2 separate regions of the Homo sapiens genome follow, and region 1 is linked to region 2. A link is a loop called in an ENCODE intact Hi-C map of the cell type or tissue named here. Cell type or tissue: IMR-90. All regions are shown on one strand. Each heading gives the region's core, and the rest is flanking DNA. Links, peaks and the distances in the headings are about the cores only.

Evidence for each region. Hi-C counts contacts between places; a loop is a spot of excess contacts. Peaks named below come from ENCODE experiments on the same cell type or tissue, not always from the same donor. Only the 100,000 strongest peaks of a DNase experiment are listed, where the experiment ranks them.
Region 1: it touches region 2 in a loop (7-fold over the local background); 4 of 110 quality-filtered maps call a loop at or near these places.

Annotation. Positions count from the first base shown.
Region 1 is chr19:49,222,304-49,231,480 of GRCh38, forward strand. The region is part of intron 1 of LOC107985340 (a long non-coding RNA gene); the gene reads left to right. Among named protein-coding and RNA genes, the nearest start is that of TRPM4, 69 kb to the left of the region's middle. RefSeq lists an enhancer at 3,776-3,825. In IMR-90, for the core only: CTCF peaks have their summits at 2,743 and 3,931 (motif pointing right); a DNase peak (open chromatin) is centred at 3,908.
Region 2 is chr19:48,784,323-48,793,499 of GRCh38, forward strand. It overlaps the pseudogene RNU6-317P. Among named protein-coding and RNA genes, the nearest start is that of BCAT2, 22 kb to the right of the region's middle. In IMR-90, for the core only: a CTCF peak has its summit at 4,000 (motif pointing right); a DNase peak (open chromatin) is centred at 4,019; H3K27me3 peaks cover 167 bases.

The sequences.
Region 1 (9,177 bases), core at 431-8,430, 440 kb after region 2:
GGCAACATTTGTGAAACAGTAATGGGCTAGCTTGTTTTATTTTTATTTTTATTTTTTATTTTATTGATTGATTCATTGAATTAGGGACAGGGTCTCACTCTGTCACCCAGGCTGGAGTGCAATGGTGCACTCCAACCTGGGCTCAAGTGATCCTCCCACCTCAGCCTCCCGAGTAGCTGGGACTACAGGTGCATGCCACTATGCCCAACTAATTTTTTACATTTTGTAGAGACGGTCTGGCTACATTGCCCAGAGTGGTCTCGATCTCCTGGGCTCAAGGGATCCTCCTGCTTCAGCCTCCCAAGGTGCTGGGATTACAGGCATGAGCCACTGCACCCAGCCCAGGCTGGCTTGTAAGTAGGACAAAATGAAAGTCCGGACCTGGTAGTGTGGAAAAGGATGGGATGTTGACAGAGGCGTGGCTTTCTGGAATTGGAAGGACAGGGCCTCCATGGGCCTGGTTCAAAAATATGAGAAGAATCCCTGGGATCCAGTAGGGAATTCTCTCATCCAAGTAGAGGAGGATGGCCAGGAATAGAGGTCTTCACTGTCCTACTTGTATTTTTTTTTTTTTTTTTTTTAGATGGAGTTTCACTGTTGTTGCCCAGGCTGGAGTGCAGTGGTGCAACCTCGGCTCACTGCAACCTCCGCCTCCTGGGTTCAAGCAATTCTCCTGCCTCAGCCTCCCGAGTAGCTGGGATTACAGGCAGGCACCGCCACGCCCGGCTAATTTTGTATTTTTAGTAGAGACGGGGTTTCTCCATGTTGGTCAGGCTGGTCTCGAACTCCCGACCTCAGGTGATCCACCTGCTTCGGCCTCCCAAAGTGCTGGGATTGCAAGCATGAGCCACCGCACCCAGCCTGTCCTACTTGTTAATGAGGCTCAGTGGCTACAGATAGGATCAAAATCAGTGGGCAAAACAGTGGGCAAATGGTGCCTGGCTGCACCTGGGTTCTTACCCTTCTCCAGGCAGGTGGAGGAAGAAATGGGATCATGAAAATGAGACAACAAGCCCCAGGGACCCAACCAAGAGGCAGCATGGCTGTGGCCGCTGGGTCAAAGGGTCTCTGAAACCGAAGTGGTATCAGCAACAAGGACCTTGTTATTTGTTTCTTTGTTTTGAGACAGGGTCTTGCTCTGTCACCCAGGCTGAAGTACAGTGGCGCAAACATGGCTCACTGTAGCCTCAAACTCCCAGGGCCAAGGGGTCCTCCCCACTCAGCCTCCCGAGTAGCTGGGACCACACGTATGCACCACTACACCCAGCTAATTTAAAATTTTTTTGTAGAGATGAGGTCTCGCTATGTTTCCCAGGCTGGTCGTGAGCTCCTGAGCACAAGTGATGCAATCACCTCGGCCTCCGAAAGCCCTGAGATTACAGGCATGAGCCGCTATGCCCTGCCTTGCTATTTGATATTGAGCCTTCAGTGGGCTGAAAACATTAGTGAAGATCCCACCCTGCGAGTGTTTCTGGCCCCACCACGGTCCAATTTGGATCCAGTCCACAGCTGGGTGCAGGGCTGGTCAAAGATGCTGAGGACTGGGAGGGCTGAGCCTGGCCATCTGTGGAAGAGCAGAAAGAGAGGGGCCTCTGTGCCTAAGAACTTGCTGGGTCCTGGGAGGTACCTGGGTTGCAGCTCTGGCACTGATCCTGGAGGGAGGAGCCAAGTGAGCCGATAGAGAGGTCAATAATGAAGTTTTTTTGTTGTTTGTTTTTTGAGATGGAGTCTTGCTCTGTCGCCCAAGCTGGAGTGCAGTGGCATGATCTTGGCTCACGGCAAGCTCTGCTTCCTGGGTTCATGCCATTCTCCTGCCTCAGCCTCCCCAGTAACTGGGACTACAGGTGCCCGCCACCATGCCTGGCTAATTTTTTGTATTTTTTATAGAGACGAGGTTTCACCGTGTTAGCCAGGATGGTCTCGATCTCCTGATCTCATGATCCACCCGCCTCTGCCTCCCAAAGTGCTGGGATTACAAGTGTGAGCCACCATGCCCGGCCCTTTTTTTTTTTTTTTTTTTTTTTTTGAGATGGAGTTTCACTCTTGTTGCCCAGACTGGAGTGCAATGACGCGATCTCTGCTCACTGCAAGCTCCGCCTCCCAGGTTCAAGCAATTCTCCTGCCTCAGCCTCCTGAGTAGCTGGGACTACAGGTGTGCACCACCACACCTGGCTAATTTTGTATTTTTGGTAGAGACGGAGTTTCTCCATGTTGGTCAGTCAGGTCTTGAACTCCTGACCTCAAGTGATCCGCCCGCCTCGGCCTCCCAAAGTGCTGGAACTACAGGTGTGAGCCACCGCGCCCGACCAACAATGAGTTTTTTTCCCCTGCCTTTGCTGTCCCCCTGGGATGCCCCCCAGCCCCAAGTTGCTCCAGGGCTGAGGCTGTAGTCCCTGACCCACAGACTTCTTGGTCCAAGTACCTGAATTCAACCAGTCAGGCTCCCAGTGGGAAGGGAAGCTGAAGAGATCTCGTTGGGTGTGGCACCTAGAGCCAATTCAATGTCCCGCTGTGTGGTTTCCACGACTGAGCGGGTGTAATTGGTACTGATGCTTTACATGCTCGAAAAAACTACACATGCCTTGTTATCAGAGGATTCTACCAGTCGGAGGCTGTGGCATATGCCGCCCTCTTCACCTCTACCAGAAACAATGTGGGATCCCAGTAGAAAAGGAAACACAACTGTAATGACTAAATGGCTGCTGGAGTGCTCCGGGAAGCCGTTTCCCAGTGCCACAGTGCCACCTGCCTGACACGGCCACCAAGTACACTCCTTTTAAAAAGAAAGGGCAGCTGGGCTGGGTGCGGTGGCTCACACCAAGAGGTGGGTGGATTGCTTGAGTCCAGGAGTTCAAGACCAGCCTGGGCGACATAGTGAAAACCCATCTCTGTTTTTTTTAAATTAAAATTTTATTTATTTATTTTGAGACAGAGTCTTGCTCTGTGACCAGGCTGGAGTGCAGTGGTACGATCTCGGTTCACTGCAACCTCCACCTCTGGGGTTCAAGCGATTCTCCTGCCTCAGCCTCCCCAGTAGCTGGGATTACAGGCACCTGCCACCATGCCCAGATAACTTTTGTATTGTTAGTAGAGACTGGGTTTCACCATGTTGGTCAGGATGGTCTTGATCTCTTGACCTTGGGATCTACCCACCTCTGCCTCACAAAGTGCTGGGATTACAGGCGTGAGCCACCGTGCCCGGCCCTGTCTCTCTTCTAATAAATAATAAAAAAAGAAAAGAAGGCCGCTATGAATCACTATTAAGCTCTCCTTGAAAGCAAACGCCTGGCTTGTGGTGGCCTTTGACTCCCCAGCCTCACACCCTTGTTCTCGGGTAGGTTAACTGCAGCTTCACTAGCAATACCGGAAATGGCCAAAGGTAAAGGGTACGTCTAAGAGCACAGCTGGTCTGGTCCTCAGGTCTTCTGAGTTTTACATACAAAAGTCACAGCTACCCCTGTTTCTTCTGTTTTCTGTTTCGAGACGGTCTTGCTGTGTTGCCCAGGCTGGAGTGCAGTGGCATGATCGTGGCTCACTGCAGCCTGGAACTCCTGGGCTCAAGCGATCCTCCCACCTCAACCTCCTGAGTAGCTGGGACTATAGGCATGCGCCAGCATACCCGGTTAATTTTTTAATTTTTTTTTTTTCCAGAGACAGAGTCTCGCTGTGTTGCCCATGCTGGTCTTGAACTCCTGGGCTCAAGCAATCCTCCTGCCACGGCCTCCCAAAGTGCTGGAATTACAAGTGTGAGCCGCCGCACCCCGCAGCAGCTACCCCATTTGGAGAAAACTCTCCTCCACTCCCCTGCCTGAGGCAATTCCTCTGGCTCAATGGGGCCCTCAATTCAAACGGGTTCCCTTAAACGGCTGGGCGCATTCCACTATGTTAAACCTAAAGATGTCCACTAGGGGGCAGCAACCACCTAACCCCAACACCAACTCCGGAAGACATTGATTGCAGTTTGGTTGATATTTAAGGTATTCAATGGGACTTTGTAACTTCCTCACTATCTGCGGGTGTCTGGTATTATTGATTGTTGGATCATCTTCCTCAAGAATCAGCTCAAAAAGGTTTCTGGTTTCCCCTTCCTACCTCTTCCTGATCCACACACTTTATTTATTTATTTTTTGAGACAGATGCTCTGTTGCTCAGGCTGGAGTGCAGTGGTGCCATCTCGGCTCACTGTAACCTCTGCCTCCTGGGTTCAAGCGATTCTCCTGCCTCAGCCTCCCAAGTAGCTGGGATTATAGGCGTCACCATGCCTAGGTGATTTTTGTATTTTTAGTAGAGATAGGTTTCACCATGTTGGCCAGCTGGTCTCGAACCCCTGACCTCAAGTGATCCACCCGTCTTGGCCTCCCAAAGTGGGGGGATCACAGGCGTGAGCCACCACACCCGGCCGCACACACTTTACTCAGGCCGTTTGGTCACTGAATGTGGCAGTCCCAGAAGAGGCTTCATCTCTTCTTGGCTGCATCTTGGATAGTCCCTGAGACAGAAGTGTTGGAGGAGTTACAGAGACCCGAGGTCAGGAGATCGAGACCATCCTGGCTAACATGGTGAAACCCCGTCTCTACTAAAAATACAAAAAATTAGCCGGGCTTGGTGGCGGGCGCCTGTAGTCCCAGCTACTCAGGAGGCTGAGGCAGGAGAATGGCATGAACCCGGGAGGCGGAGCTTGCAGTGAGCCGAGATCACACCACTGCACTCCAGCCTGGGTGACAGAGCAAGACTCCGTCTCAAAAAAAAAGTACAATTTTGCCCGCTGACCATTGTTGGGAATGATGCATCTTTCTTTCCGCTGGACAGCCTGGTGGTCATGCCCTCCAGATGGCAGTTGAGTCCTGAGGGGGCCAAGTAGGGGATTCAAACTAATGCTGGTTTAGGCACCAGAATCCCCTTGTTGGACCGACATGGTGCTAGATCAGGAGTTGGCACACTATAGCCTGTGGGATACATCTGGCCTGTGACCTGTTTCTGTGTGGTCTATAAACTAACAAAGCTTTTCATATATTTTAAAGAATGTGTTGTTGTTGTTGTTGTTGTTGTTGTTTTTGAGATGGAATCTCGCTTTGTCGCCCAGGCTGGAGAGCAGTGGTATGATCTTGGCTCACTGCAAGCTCCGCCTCCTGGGTTCACGCCATTCTCCTGCCTCAGCTTCCCGAGTAGCTGGGATTAAAGGTGCCCGCCACCATGCCCGGCTAATTTTTGTATTTTTAGTAGAGACGGGGTTTCTCCATGTTGGCCGTCCTGGTCTTGAACTCCTGACCTCAAGTGATCCACCTGCTTCAGCCTCCCAAAGTGCTGGAATTACAGGCGTGAGCCACGGCTCAGCCAAGAATTGTTTAAAAAAAAAAAAAAAAAAAAAAAGCCAGGTGTGGTGGCTCACCTCTGTAATCCTAGCACTTGGGGAGGCTGAAGCAGAAGGATCACTTGAGCCCAGGAGATCAAGACTAGCCTGGGCTATGTGGTGAAAGCCTGTCTCTACAAAAAATTAAAAATTAGCTGGGTGTGCTGGTGCACGCCTGTAGTCCCAGCTACTCGGGAGGCTGAGGTGGGAGGATCGCTTGAGCCTGGGAGGTCGAAGCTGCAGTGAGATATTATTGTACCACAGCTCTCCAGCCTCAGTGACAGAGCAAGATCTTGTTTCAAAAAGAAAAAAGAAAAAGATGACTATGCCACAGAAAACAAATGCCCTACAAAACCCAAAATACTATTACCTGGTTCTTTCCAGAAAAAGTTGGCTCACTCCTGTGTTAGTTGAAACAACCTGCTGATATTACTTATGTGGCTTAACTGAGACAATGTAACGGTAATTCCAGCCAAGCTTAACAACAAAATCCAATGACTGTCTCTTCTCAGGTTGGGGAGGTAAGCTGTGGCATGCCCATTGTGGATGGGGGTTGCTTTTAGGCTCATCTGTTGTCACCCTGTAATTGTTTGTAAAGACATCAAAGATCAGATCAGTTTTTTTATTTTTAAATTTCTTTTTTTGGTATTTTAGCAGATCAGCCTAAAGTTCTCTGCTCTGCTTATAATGGACAATAGAGTCGCCTTAGACTATATCCTGGTTGTCCAAAATAAGATGTACTGGTCCTCTGGGACCAGTTTTTACTTTTTTTTTTTCTGAGATGGAGTTTCACTCTTGTTGCCCAGGCTGGAGTGTAATGGCATGATCTCAGCTCGTTGCAACCTCTGCCTCCCGGGTTCAAGCGATTCTTCTGCCTCAGCCTCCCAAGTAGCTGCGATTACAGGCATGTGGCACCATGCCCGGCTAATTTTGTATTTTTAGTAGAGACGTGGTTTCTCCATGTTGATCAGGCTGGTCTTGAACTCCTGACCTGAGGTGATTCCCCCTCCTCGGCCTCCCAAAGTACTGGGATTACAGACGTGAGCCACCACACCTGGACTTTTATTTTTTTTTTATTTTAATTTTATTGTATTAGAGACAGGGTCTTGCTCTGTCACCTAGGCTGGAGTACAGTGGCGTGATCTTGGCTCACTGCAACCTCAACCTTCTGGGTTCAGGGGATCCTCCCGCCTCAGCCTCCCAAGTAGCTAGGATTACAGGTGTGCCACCACTTCTGGCTAATATTGTTTTTGTATTTTTTGTAGAGATGGGCCTTCACTACGTTGCCCAGGCTGATCTTGAACTCCTAAGATTAAATGATCTGCCGGTCTCAGCCTCCCAAACTGCAGGGATTACAGGCATGAGCCACCTTGAGACTTATTCACAGTTGGCTGAGTCTAGGACCCTGGGGGACATAGTTGAGAGTTGAGGTCAATACTCAAGGTTGGCCTGATCTTGCTGTTGGGAGTCCCATCAAAAGTAGCCTTAATTAAAGGCCGAATGAGACAAATTGAAGTGATTTTTTTTTTTTTTTTTGAGATGGAGTCTCTGTGGCCCAGGCTGGAGTGCAATGGCACAATCTTGGCTCATTGCAACCTCTGCCTCCCAGGTTTAAGCGATTCTTCTGCCTCAGCCTCCCAAGTAGCTGGGATTACAGGCACCTACCACGACACCTGGCTGTTTTTTTGTATTTTTAGTAGAGAAAGAGTTGCCCCATGTTGGCCAGGCTAGTTTCAAACTCCTGACCTCAAGTGATTTCAGCCTCCCAAAGTGCTGGGATTACAGGTGTGAGCCACCATGCCTGGCCTGAAGTGATTTTATTCCAGCCTGTTAGTTAGATGAATCAGAGTGGCTGATGGGTGTCAGAGTCATTTGAAAACTTGCCAGAAGCTAAGATGATGCGGGTCTGGGGGTGGGTATTGCTGTGTTGGGAGACTGTCCTCCACAGTTGTCTTGTGTTTCCTGCATGTTGTGTGGGGTGTGCATGGCTGCAAGGCCCTGGTCACTGTTTCTTCAGGGTTGTTTACGCAGCTGGCAAACTTGAGCAATGAGGCAACCCCTCCCCTCTCACAAAGAGAGGCTTGCTTGTTGATTGCTATAAAGAAGAGGGGGTTCCCTAAGCTCAGTGCTCCTCTCCTGTAATACAACCCTCTGTACGTGCAGGCATCCACCTGGGCCCTGGCATTGCCCTTACAGAGTTTGGAGAGAAAGGAGAACCAATGAAAACATGCTGTGTTTATGCTGCTGGCTGTACTGGGAGGAATATGGTCCTTTGTCTCTGACCCAGGAGTTTCATGTCTTCTGCCAAGATACATTACATGGACAGATACATTAGGTAGATAGATACATTAGATATAGATAGATACATTAGATATAGATAGATACATTAGATATAGATACATTAGATATAGATGGATACACAGATAGATACACAGATAGATAGATAGATAGATAGATAGATAGATAGATAGATAGATAGATTCATTTATTTATTGAGACAGAGTCTTGCTCTGTCACCGAAGCTGGAGGGTAGTGGCTTGTTCTTGGCTCACTGCAACCTCCACCTCCTGGGTTCAGGTGATTCTCCTGCCTCAGCCTCCACAGCAGCTGGGATTACATGCCCACCTAATTTTTGTATTTTTAGTACAGACAGGGTTTCACCATATTGCCCAGGCTGGTCTCGAACTCCTGACCTCAGGTGATCTTCCCGCCTTGGCCTCTCAAAGTGCTGGGATTACAGGCATGCACTACCGCGCCCAGCCAGATGCCGCCATTAAGTGCTTTTTTGGGAAGAGGTTGCTCACACCTCCATTTGTACAAGGGATACTTGCATTCTATTAGATGGAAGCACAATGATGTTTTCTTGTTGTATAAAAGTTTAAATAAGGGTAGATTTGTGTGAACAGATACTGAGTAGCCAAAATGTTGGCCTGTGTTGGACACTGTTGCCTCTCAGTTCCATATTCTTCTTTCTTCTCTTTTCTATCGATGGCCAGGCTAGGAAGCCTACAAAACATATTCCCCAGGCCCCTGTGGTATTGTCAGTGAGGCATGTTGCTTTCTGCTGCTTTAAATGCTTTACTCACAGCCCTAACCTCTTTGCACTCAATTCCAGCACTTATGTCATCTCTGCGTCTACTGCTTGTCTTTTTCTCTTGGTGAGTTGCAATTTTGATTCTTTGTATGCTGAGCAATTTTGGGTTGTATTCTGGACATCTTAAATATTATGTGATAAGGTGCTGGGTCTTGTTTAAATTCTATGTAGATTGTGGATACGTTTTGTGCGGGGGGGTTGTTTTGTTTCGTTTTTGACACAAGGTCTCCCCCTGTCTCCCAGGCTGGAGTGCAGTGGCGTGATCTTGGCCCACTGCAACCTCCGTCTCCCAGGTTCAAGAGATTCTCCCACCTCAGCCTCTTGAGTAGCTGAGATTACAGGCATGTGCCACCACAGCCCGGCTAATTTTTGTATTTTTATTAGAGATGGGGTTTCATCATATTGCTCAAGCTGGTCTTGAACTTCTGACCTCAGGTGATCCACCCGCCTTGGCCTCCCAAAGTACTGGGATTACACGCATAAGCCACCACGCCCGGCCTGTTTTAGTTTTGTTGAGACAGTGTCTCGCTCTGTTGCTCAGGCTGGAGTGCAGTGGCATGACCTCGGCTCACTGCAGCCTCCACCTCCCAGGCTCAAGCGATCCTCTCACCTCAGCCTCCCAAGTATCTGGGATTACAGGCACGTGCCACCATGCCTGGCTAATTTTTGTATTTTTTGGTATAGATGGGGTTTCACCATATTGGCCAGGCTGGTCTTGAACGCCTGACTGCAA
Region 2 (9,177 bases), core at 717-8,716:
TTTGTATTTTTAGTAGAGACGGGGTTTTGCCATGTTGCCCAGGCTAGTCCCGAACTCCTGGGCTCAAGGAATCTGCCCGCCTCGGCCTCTCAAAGTGCTGGGATTACATTCGTGAGGCACCGTGCGCAGTCCGGGGGACAAAATTTTAAACAAGTGTTGGTCATGTAAGCATGGCAGACTGCACGTGTGACTGACCTCAGATACTCCAGCTGCCTCCTCCTGAGGGGTGGACTAGAACAGGGACTGGTAACCAGGGGTTAAAGGATCGGGACCTGACGCCTAAATCTTTTGAATTTACATGCAAAATATGGGCATATAACATGAGCAGTGGTTCAGGATGTGGGCAATGAAGAGAGAGAGCCTGAGTTCCCCCACCTCTTACTACTGGAGTAACCAGGGGCAGGAGACTTCTGAATTTCAGTATTCTTATCTGCACAAGTGGAAACGAGAGAAATACTGTAGGGCAGTGCCTTCTAGCGGGCTTAGAGGAAGCCTCTGGACATGGTAGCTATTACTTATTTGCTTAGTCTTTAGCATTCTGCACGTTTTGTTTGTTTGTTTGAGATGGAGTCTCTCTCTGTCACCCAGGCTAGAGTGCAGTGGTGCGATCTCAGCTCACTGCTACGTCCACCTCCCGGGTTCAAGTGATTCTCATGCCTCAGCCTCCCAAGTAGCTGGAATTACAGGCATCATCATGCCTGGCTAATTTTTGTATTTTTAGTAGAGACGGGGTTTCATCATGTCGGCCAGGCTGGTCTTGAACTCCTGACCTCAGGTGATCCGCCCACCTCAGCCTCCCAAAGTGCTGGGATTTACAGTTGTGAGCCACCCCGCCCAGCCAGATGTTCAAATTTTGATATGGATTAAATTCAGTTACTAGATCACTTTTTTTTTTTTTTTTTGAGACAGGCCCTTACTGTGTTGCCCAGGCTGGAGTGTGGTGGCACGACCCCATGGCTCACTGCAACCTCGACCTCGTGCTCAAGCAATCCTCCCACCTCAGCCTTCTCAGTAGTTGGGACTGCAGGCAGGTGCCACCATACCCAGCTAAGTTTTTGTTGTTGTTGTTGTAGAGACCAGGTGCATGCTGTTAAAACTAACTACCCGAGACTGGGTAATTTATAAAGAAAAGAGGTTTAATTGACTCACAGTTCCACAGGGCTGGGGAGTCCTCAGGAGACTTACAATCATAGCAAAAGGGGAAGGGGAAGCAAGGCACGTCTTATATAGTGGCAGGAGGGAGAAAGAGCTAGAGGAGGGAACCACCACAGTTTCAAACCATCAGATCTTGTGCGAACTCACTCATGACTACGAGAACAGCATGGGGGAAACTGCCCCCACGATCCAGTTACCTCCCACCATGTCCCTCCCTGGACCCGCTGAGATTATAATTCATAATGAGATTTCAGTGGGGACACAGAGCCAAACCATATCAGTTGCCAAGGCTGATCTTAAACTCCTGGGCTCCAGCAATCCTCCTGCCTCAGCCTCCCAAAATGCTGGGATTATAGGCATGAGCTACCGTGCCCAGCTGCATCGTCATCTTAATACTATTGTCTTCCAGTCTATAAACTTGGGATGTCTTTCCATTTATGTCTGTTACGAATTTCTTTCTTTCTTTTGTGTATTGTCAGTCTTTCACCATTGAGTAGGATGTTTGCTGTGGGTTTTTCATAAATGCCTAAGCCAGTGTTTCTGTTTTGTTTTGTTTTCTTCTTTTTTGAGATGGAGTCTAACTCAGGCTGGAGTGCAGTGGTGTCATCTTGGCTCACTGCAAACTCTGCCTCCTGGGATCAAGCGAATCTCTCGCCTCAGCCTCTCAAATAGCTGGGATTACAGACACCTGCCACCAAGCCTGGCTAATTTTTGTGTTTTTAGTGGAGGCAGGGTTTCCCCATGTTGGCCAGGCCGGACTCGAACCCCTGACCTCAAGTGATCTGTCTGCCTCGGTCTCCCAAAAAGCTGGGAATACACATGTGAGCCACCGCGCCCTGCCTAAGCCAGTGTTTCTATTTTTTTTTTTTTTTTTTTTTTTGAGATGGAGTCTCACTCTGTCGCCCAGGCTGGAGTGCAATGGCACAATCTCGGCTCACTGCAACCTGTGCCTCCGGGGTTCAAGTGATTCTCCTGCCTCAGCCTCCTGAGTACCTGGGATTACTGCCCACCACCACACTGGGCCAATTTTTGTATTTTTAGTAGAGACAGGGTTTCACCATGTTGGCCAGGCTGGTCTCCAACTCCTGACCTCAGGTGATCCACCCGCCTCGGCCTCCCAAAGTGCTAGGATTACAAACTTGAGCCACTATGATCAGCCAGCCAGTGTTACATCACCTCAGGGGAGTCTTTCCAAACACTCATCCCTTGAGATGTTTGTAAACTTGTATAATGCCCTAAAAATGGTTTTAACCACTCACACATTTGTTAGAAATGCTTATTCCTTGGTGCCATAAAGAAATAGCACTTGAGGCCGGGCGCGGTGGCTCACGCCTGTAATCCCAGCACTTTGGGAGGCCGAGGCGGGTGGATCACAAGGTCAGGAGATAGAGACCATCCTGGCTAACACGTTGAAACCCCGTCTCTAATAAAAATACAAAAAAAAATTAGCCAGGCGTGGTGGCAGGTGCCTGTAGTCCCAGCTACTTGGGAGGCTAAGGCAGGAGAATGGCGTGAACCTGGGAGGCGGAGCTTGCAGTGAGCCGAGATCGTGCCACTGCACTCCAGCCTGGGCAACGGAGTGAGACTCCGCCTCAAAAAAAAAAAAAAAAGACATAGCACTTGAACATTAATTTCCTCAGCAAGGCCATTTTTATTTTTATTTTTATTTTTTGAGATGGAGTTTCGATCTTGTTGCCCAGGCTGGAGTGCAATGGCACAATCTCAGCTCACTGCACCCTCGGCTTCCGAGGTTCAAGCAATTCTCCTGTCTCAGCCTCCCGAGTAGCTGGGATTACAGGCATGCACCACCACGCCCGGCTAATATTGTATTTTTAGTAGAGACGGGGTTTCTCCATGTTGGTCAGGCTGGTCTCAAACTCCTGACCTCAGGTGATCCGCCCGCCTTGACCTCCCAAAGTGCTGGGATTACAGGCATGAGCCACTGAGCCCGGCCAGCAAGGCCATTTTTACTTTCTGCAGAAAAGGTACACTCGCCAGCAGTTTTGCCACAAGAGTACAACGAACAAAGGAGACAGGGTCATTTATAACCTGACGCATCCACTCTACTGCCGTGTCGGGTTTCCATTGGCTGGAACGGGACCTCACATTCTGTATTTGTCCCAACTGGCTAGCAACTTGGAACTTTTTAAAAGAGGCAAAGGCAGAGGAGAACAAAGGAAGGGGGAAGTGACTTGTGGAATGCTGAGAAAGGTAAAAACACCTTCAAATAAGGAAGAGGAACAGGCTGTGACCTAATGCTTGCTTGGACCAGTATAAGCATGCCAGGGCAAATATTTAGGGTAAATTGTGGGAGCTAAAAACATAAAGTACACTGATTTCTTTATTACGGCTAGCAGATATTTAAGAATGTTAGCACAGGTCTTTGAATACATTTTGCGTCTAAGAGAAGTTACTATTTATTCCTAAGTAGACGAGGAGGAAAGTCTCTTTGAAGAGGAAGCTCTACTTTAATTTTTACACATTGCTAACTGATGAAATTGTATTTGGAGACTCACTCTGTAAATTGCCTCTTTCCTTAGTTTTCCATTTTTTATTTTTAGTTTACTTATTTATTTATTTTGAGACACAGTGTCACTCTGTCACCCAGGCTGGAGTGCAGTGGCTCAATCTTAGCTCATTGCAAACTCTGCCTCCCGGGTTCAAGGGATTCTCCTGCCAGGCTGGCTTCACTATGTTGGCCAGGCTGGTCTCAAACTCCAGACCTCAAGTGATCTTCCCGCCTCGGCCTCGGAAAGTGCTGGGATCACAGGTGTGAGCCACTGCGCCCGGCCTTCTCCTCTTTTGGCCTTTGACTTTATACTCAACACTGACCACCAGATGGTGCTGCAGGCACACCACAGCGTGGCCTGACACACAGCACGCTGTGGCTGGGTTATTACAGCTGAGATGTATTTACCTGGATTTATTATTTTATTTATTTATTTATTTTTCAGTAGGAAAGGTAGGGCCCGCTATTTACCAGGTTTTTTTTTAAGTGACAGAGAAAGACTGTCTTAAGCACACACACACACACACACACACACACACACACACACACACACACAGAGCTTATAAAACAGTTTAACGGCCGGGCGCAGTGGCTCATGGCTTAATCCCAGCATTTTAGGAGGCTGAGGCAGGAGGATGACCTGAGATCAGGACTTCAAGATCAGCCTGGCCAACATGGTGAAACCCCGTCTCTACTAAAAATACAAAAATTAGCCCGGTGTGGTGGCTCACACCTGTAGTCCCAGCTACTCGGGAGTCTGAAGCAGGAGAATTGCTTGAACCTGGGAGGCGGAGGTTGCAGTGAGCCGAGATCACGCCATTGCACTCTAGCCTGGGCGGCAGAGCGAGACTCCATCTCAAAAAAAAAAAAAAAAAAAAACAGTTAAAAAAAAAAAACAGTTTTTAGGCCCCATTATGCCTGTGTGATTCTTTGTGTCCTAATCTTGGGCGCACACACACACACACACACACACTTATTTATTTTTCTTGAGACAGAGTATTGTTCTGTTGCCTAGGCTGGAGTGCAGCGTTGTGATCTCAGCTCACTGCAGCCTCCACCTCCCAGGTTCAAGTGATTCTCCTGCCTCAGCCTCCAGAGTAGCTGAGATTACAGGTGCCCGCCACCACACCCGGCTAATTTTTCTATTTTTAGTAGAGACAGGGGTCTCGCCATGTTCACCAGGCTGGTCTCAAACTCCTGGCCTCAGGTGATCCACCCACCTCGGCCTCCCAAAATGCTGGGATTACTGGCGTGAGCCACGGCGCCTAGTCCTGTTTGTTATTTTAAAATGAAGACATCCTTAAGCATGAAAATGTCTTTAAATATTTTGAAAAATGTTTTCTAAAGCCATGAAGGCCTATAGTACCCTAAGTCTTATATAATTAAATTATAATTAAAGATTTAATCTGGCTGGGCCTGGTGGCTCACACCTGTAATCCCAGCACTTTAAGAGGCCGAGGCTGGAGGATCACAAGGTCAGGAGATCGAGACCATCCTGGCTAACATGGTGAAACCCCGTCTCTACTAAAAATACAAAAAATTAGGCAGGCGTCGTGGCGGGCGCCTATAGTCCCAGCTACTGGGGAGGCTGAGGCAGGAGAACGGCGTGAACCCGGGAGGCGGAGCTTGCAGTGAACCGAGATGGCGCCACTGCACTGCAGCCTGGGTGACAGAGCGAGACTCCATCTCAAAAAAAAAAAAAAAATTATTCTTTGCAGATATTCATTTTCTCACAGAATTGGACTCTTTTTTTTCTTTTTCTTTCTTTCTTTCTTTCTTTTTTTTTTTTTTTTTTGAGACAGGGTCTTGCTCTGTTACCCAGGCTGGAGTGCAGCGGCATGAACACAGCTCACTGCAACCTGGAATTCTTGGCCTAAACCCATCCTCCTATCTCAGCCTACCGAATAGCTGGGACCATAGGCACACGCCACCACATGCAGCTAATTTTTTTATTTTTTGTAGAGGAGGGGGGGTCTCACTATGTTGCCCAGGGTGGTCTCGAACTCCTGGGCTCAAGTAATCCTCCTGCCTTGGCCTCCCAGAATGCTGGGATTACAGGCATGAGGCACCAACACAAAGTTATTTTCCAAAGTGAGCTGCAGCGCCAACACTCACACCTACTCACTGTGTGCCCAGCACTGCTCATGGATAGCAGTTCTTGAACCCTTTGGTCCCAAGACCCCTTCACATTCTCAAAAATCACTGAGGCTGAGCACGGTGGCTCACGCCTGTAATCCCAGCACGTTGGGAGGCTGAGGCGGGCGGATCACCTGAGGTCAGGAGTTCCAGACCAGCCTGGCCAACATGGTGAAACCCCATCTCTACTAAAAATACCAAAAAAAAGGCCGGGCGCGGTGACTCACGCCTGTAATCCCAGCACGTCGGGAGGCCGAGGCGGGTGGATCACAAGGTCAGGAGATCGAGACCATCCTGGCTAACACGGTGAAACCCCGTCTCTACTAAGAATACAAAAAATTTAGCTGGGCGTGGTGGCGGGCGCCTGTAGTCCCAGGTACTCGGGAGGCTGAGGCAGGAAGAATGGCGTGAACCCTGGAGGCGGAGCTTGCAGTGAGCCGAGATGGCGCCACTGCACTGCAGCCTGGGTGACAGAGTGAGACTGCATCTCAAAAAAAAAAAAAAAAAGAAATTAGCCGGGCTTGGTGGCGGGCACCTGTAATCCCAGCTACTCGAGAGGCTGAGGCAAAAGAATCGCTTGAACCCAGGAGGCAGAGATTGCAGTGAGCTAAGATTGCGCCACTGCACTCTGGCCTGGGTGACAGACTGAGACTCCATCTCAAAAATCATCATCATCATCATAATAAATTGATGGCCAGGCACGGTGGCTCACGCCTATAATCCCAGCACTTTGGGAGGCCGAGGCAGGTGGATCGTGAGGTCAAGCGATAGAGACCATCCTGGCCAACATGGTAAAACCCCTTCTCTACTAAAATAACAAAAAAAAAAAAATTAGCTGAGTGTGATGACACACAACTGTAGTCCTAGCTACTCGGGAGGCTGAGACAGGACAATTGCTTGAACCCAGGAGGCAGAGGTTGCAGTGAGCCAAGATCATGCCTCTGCACTCCAGCTTGGTGACAGAGCAAGACTCGGTCTTAATAATAATAATAATAATTGATTACATTGTACCTGCTCTAGAAAAGAAAAAAGAAAAAAAAATCATTGATGATAGTCTCTTAGGCTGGGGGTGGTGGCTCGTGCCTGTAACCTCAACACTGGGAGACCAAGGTGGAAGGATCGTTTGAGATCAGCCTAGTGGGACCTTGTCTCTACAAAAAATAAAAAATAATAAAATTAGGCTCAGTGCAGTGGCTCATGACTGTAATCCCAGCACTTTGGGAGGATAAGATGGGCGGATCACTTGAGCGTAGGAGTTTGAGACCAGCCTGGGCATTATATTGAGACCTTGTCTCTACAAAAATAAAAATAAAAAATTAGGCAGGCATAGTGGCACATGCCTGTGATTCCAGCTGCTTGGGAGGCTGAGGTGAGAGAATTGTTTGAGTCTGGGAGGTCGAGGCTGCAGTGATTACTGCAGTACACTGAATGCGTCACTGTACTCCAGCCTATAGATATACATGTGTGTATATATATATGTAGGGGTGACGCTTGTGAATTCTTTTTTAATTTTATTATTTTTATTTTCTTTTTGAGATAGAGTCTTGCTCTGTCACACTGGCTGGAGTGCAGTGGCACGATCTCATCTCATTACAACCTCTGCCTCCTGGGTTCAAGTGGTTCTCCTGCCTCAGCCTTCCAAGTAGCTGGGATTACAGGCATGCGCCATGATGCCTGGCGATTTTCTGTATTTTTATTTCATTTATGTATTTATTTAGAGATGGAGTTTTGCTCTTGTTGCCCAGGCTGGAGTGCAATGGCGTGATCTCGGCTCACTGCAACCTCTGCCTCCCGGATTCAAACAATTCTCCTGTCTTAGACTCCCGAGTAGCTGGGATTACAGGCATGCGCCACCACGCCCGGATAATTTTTGTATTTTTAGTAGAGATGGGGTTTCACCACGTTGGCTAGGCTGGTCTCGATCTCCTGATCTCGGCTTCCCAAAGTGCTGGGATTACAGGCGTGAGCCACCTCACCCAGTCTATTTTTTGTATTTTTAGTAGAGACAGTGTTTCCACATGTTGGCCAAGCTGGTCTGGAACCCCTGACCTCAGGTGACGAGCCTGCCTTGGCCTCCCAAAGTGCTAGGATTACAGGCATGAGCCACCAAGCCCAGCCTTAATTTTATTTTAAGTTCTGGGGTACATGTGCAGGACATGCAGGTTTGTTACATGGGTAAACGTGTGCCATGGTGGTTTGCTGCACCTGTTAACCCATCACCTGGTATTAAGCCCCGCATCCATTAGCTATTTATCCTGATGCTTTCCCTCCCCACCACCCTGCAACAGGCCCCAGTGTATGTTGTTCCCCTCCCCGTGTCCTTGTGTTCTCATTGTTCAGCTCCCACTTATAAATGAGAACATGCGGTGTTTGGTTGGTTTTCTTTTTTTCTTTTTTTTTTTTTTTAGATGGAGTCTCGCTCTGTCACCCAGGCTGGAGTGCAGTGGCACGATCTCGGCTCACTGCAAGCTCCACCTCTCAGGTTCACACCATTCTCCTGCCTCAGCCTCCCGAGTAGCTGGGACTACAGGCGCCCACCACCATGCCCGGTTAATTTTTTTTTTTGTATTTTTAGTAGAGACAGGGTTTCACCATGGTAGCCAGGATGGTCTTGATCTCCTGACCTCGTGATCCACCTGCCTCAGCCTCCCAAAGTGCTGGGAGTACAGGTGTGAGCCACCGCGCCCGGCTTCTTTATTTTTTTGAGAGAGGGTCTCACTCTGTCACCCAGGCTGGAGTGTAGTGGTGTGATCTTGGCTCACTGCAACCTCCATTTCCCAGATTCAAGCAATTCTTGTGCCTCAGCCTCCCGAGTAACTGAGAGTACAGGTGTGTGCCACCATGCCTGGCTCATTTTCATATTTTTAGTAGAAATGGGGTTTCACCATGTTGGCCAGGCTGGTCTCGAACTCCAGACCTCAAGTGATCTGCCCACCTCGGCCTCCGAAAGTGCTGGGATTATAGGCGTGAGCCACTGTGCTCAGACCGGTGTTTGGTTTTCTGTTCCTGTGTTAGTTTGCTGAGGACAAAAAAATATGGAATGCTTTGCGAATTTGTGTGTCATCCTCGCACAGGGGCCATCCTAGTCTTCTCTGTATCATTCCAATTTTAGTATATGTGCTGCCGAAGTGAGCACATGGATTGTTTTATCAAGGGAAGAAAGCTTCCCAGAGGCCTCCAGGCAAGTTTCCCTTAGGATCCCCTTGGCCTCTAACCTTTCCTTGAGGGATCATTGACAATGGGAAATGAGAGGATGTGGTAATGGGTCTGCTGACGCCGTAAAAAACTGGACTTTCAGTGTCAACGCCGATGGCTGCTGGATAGGCCACAGATCATGTTTGCCAGAATAGTCCCACAGGGTGTCCCTCCAGCAAATT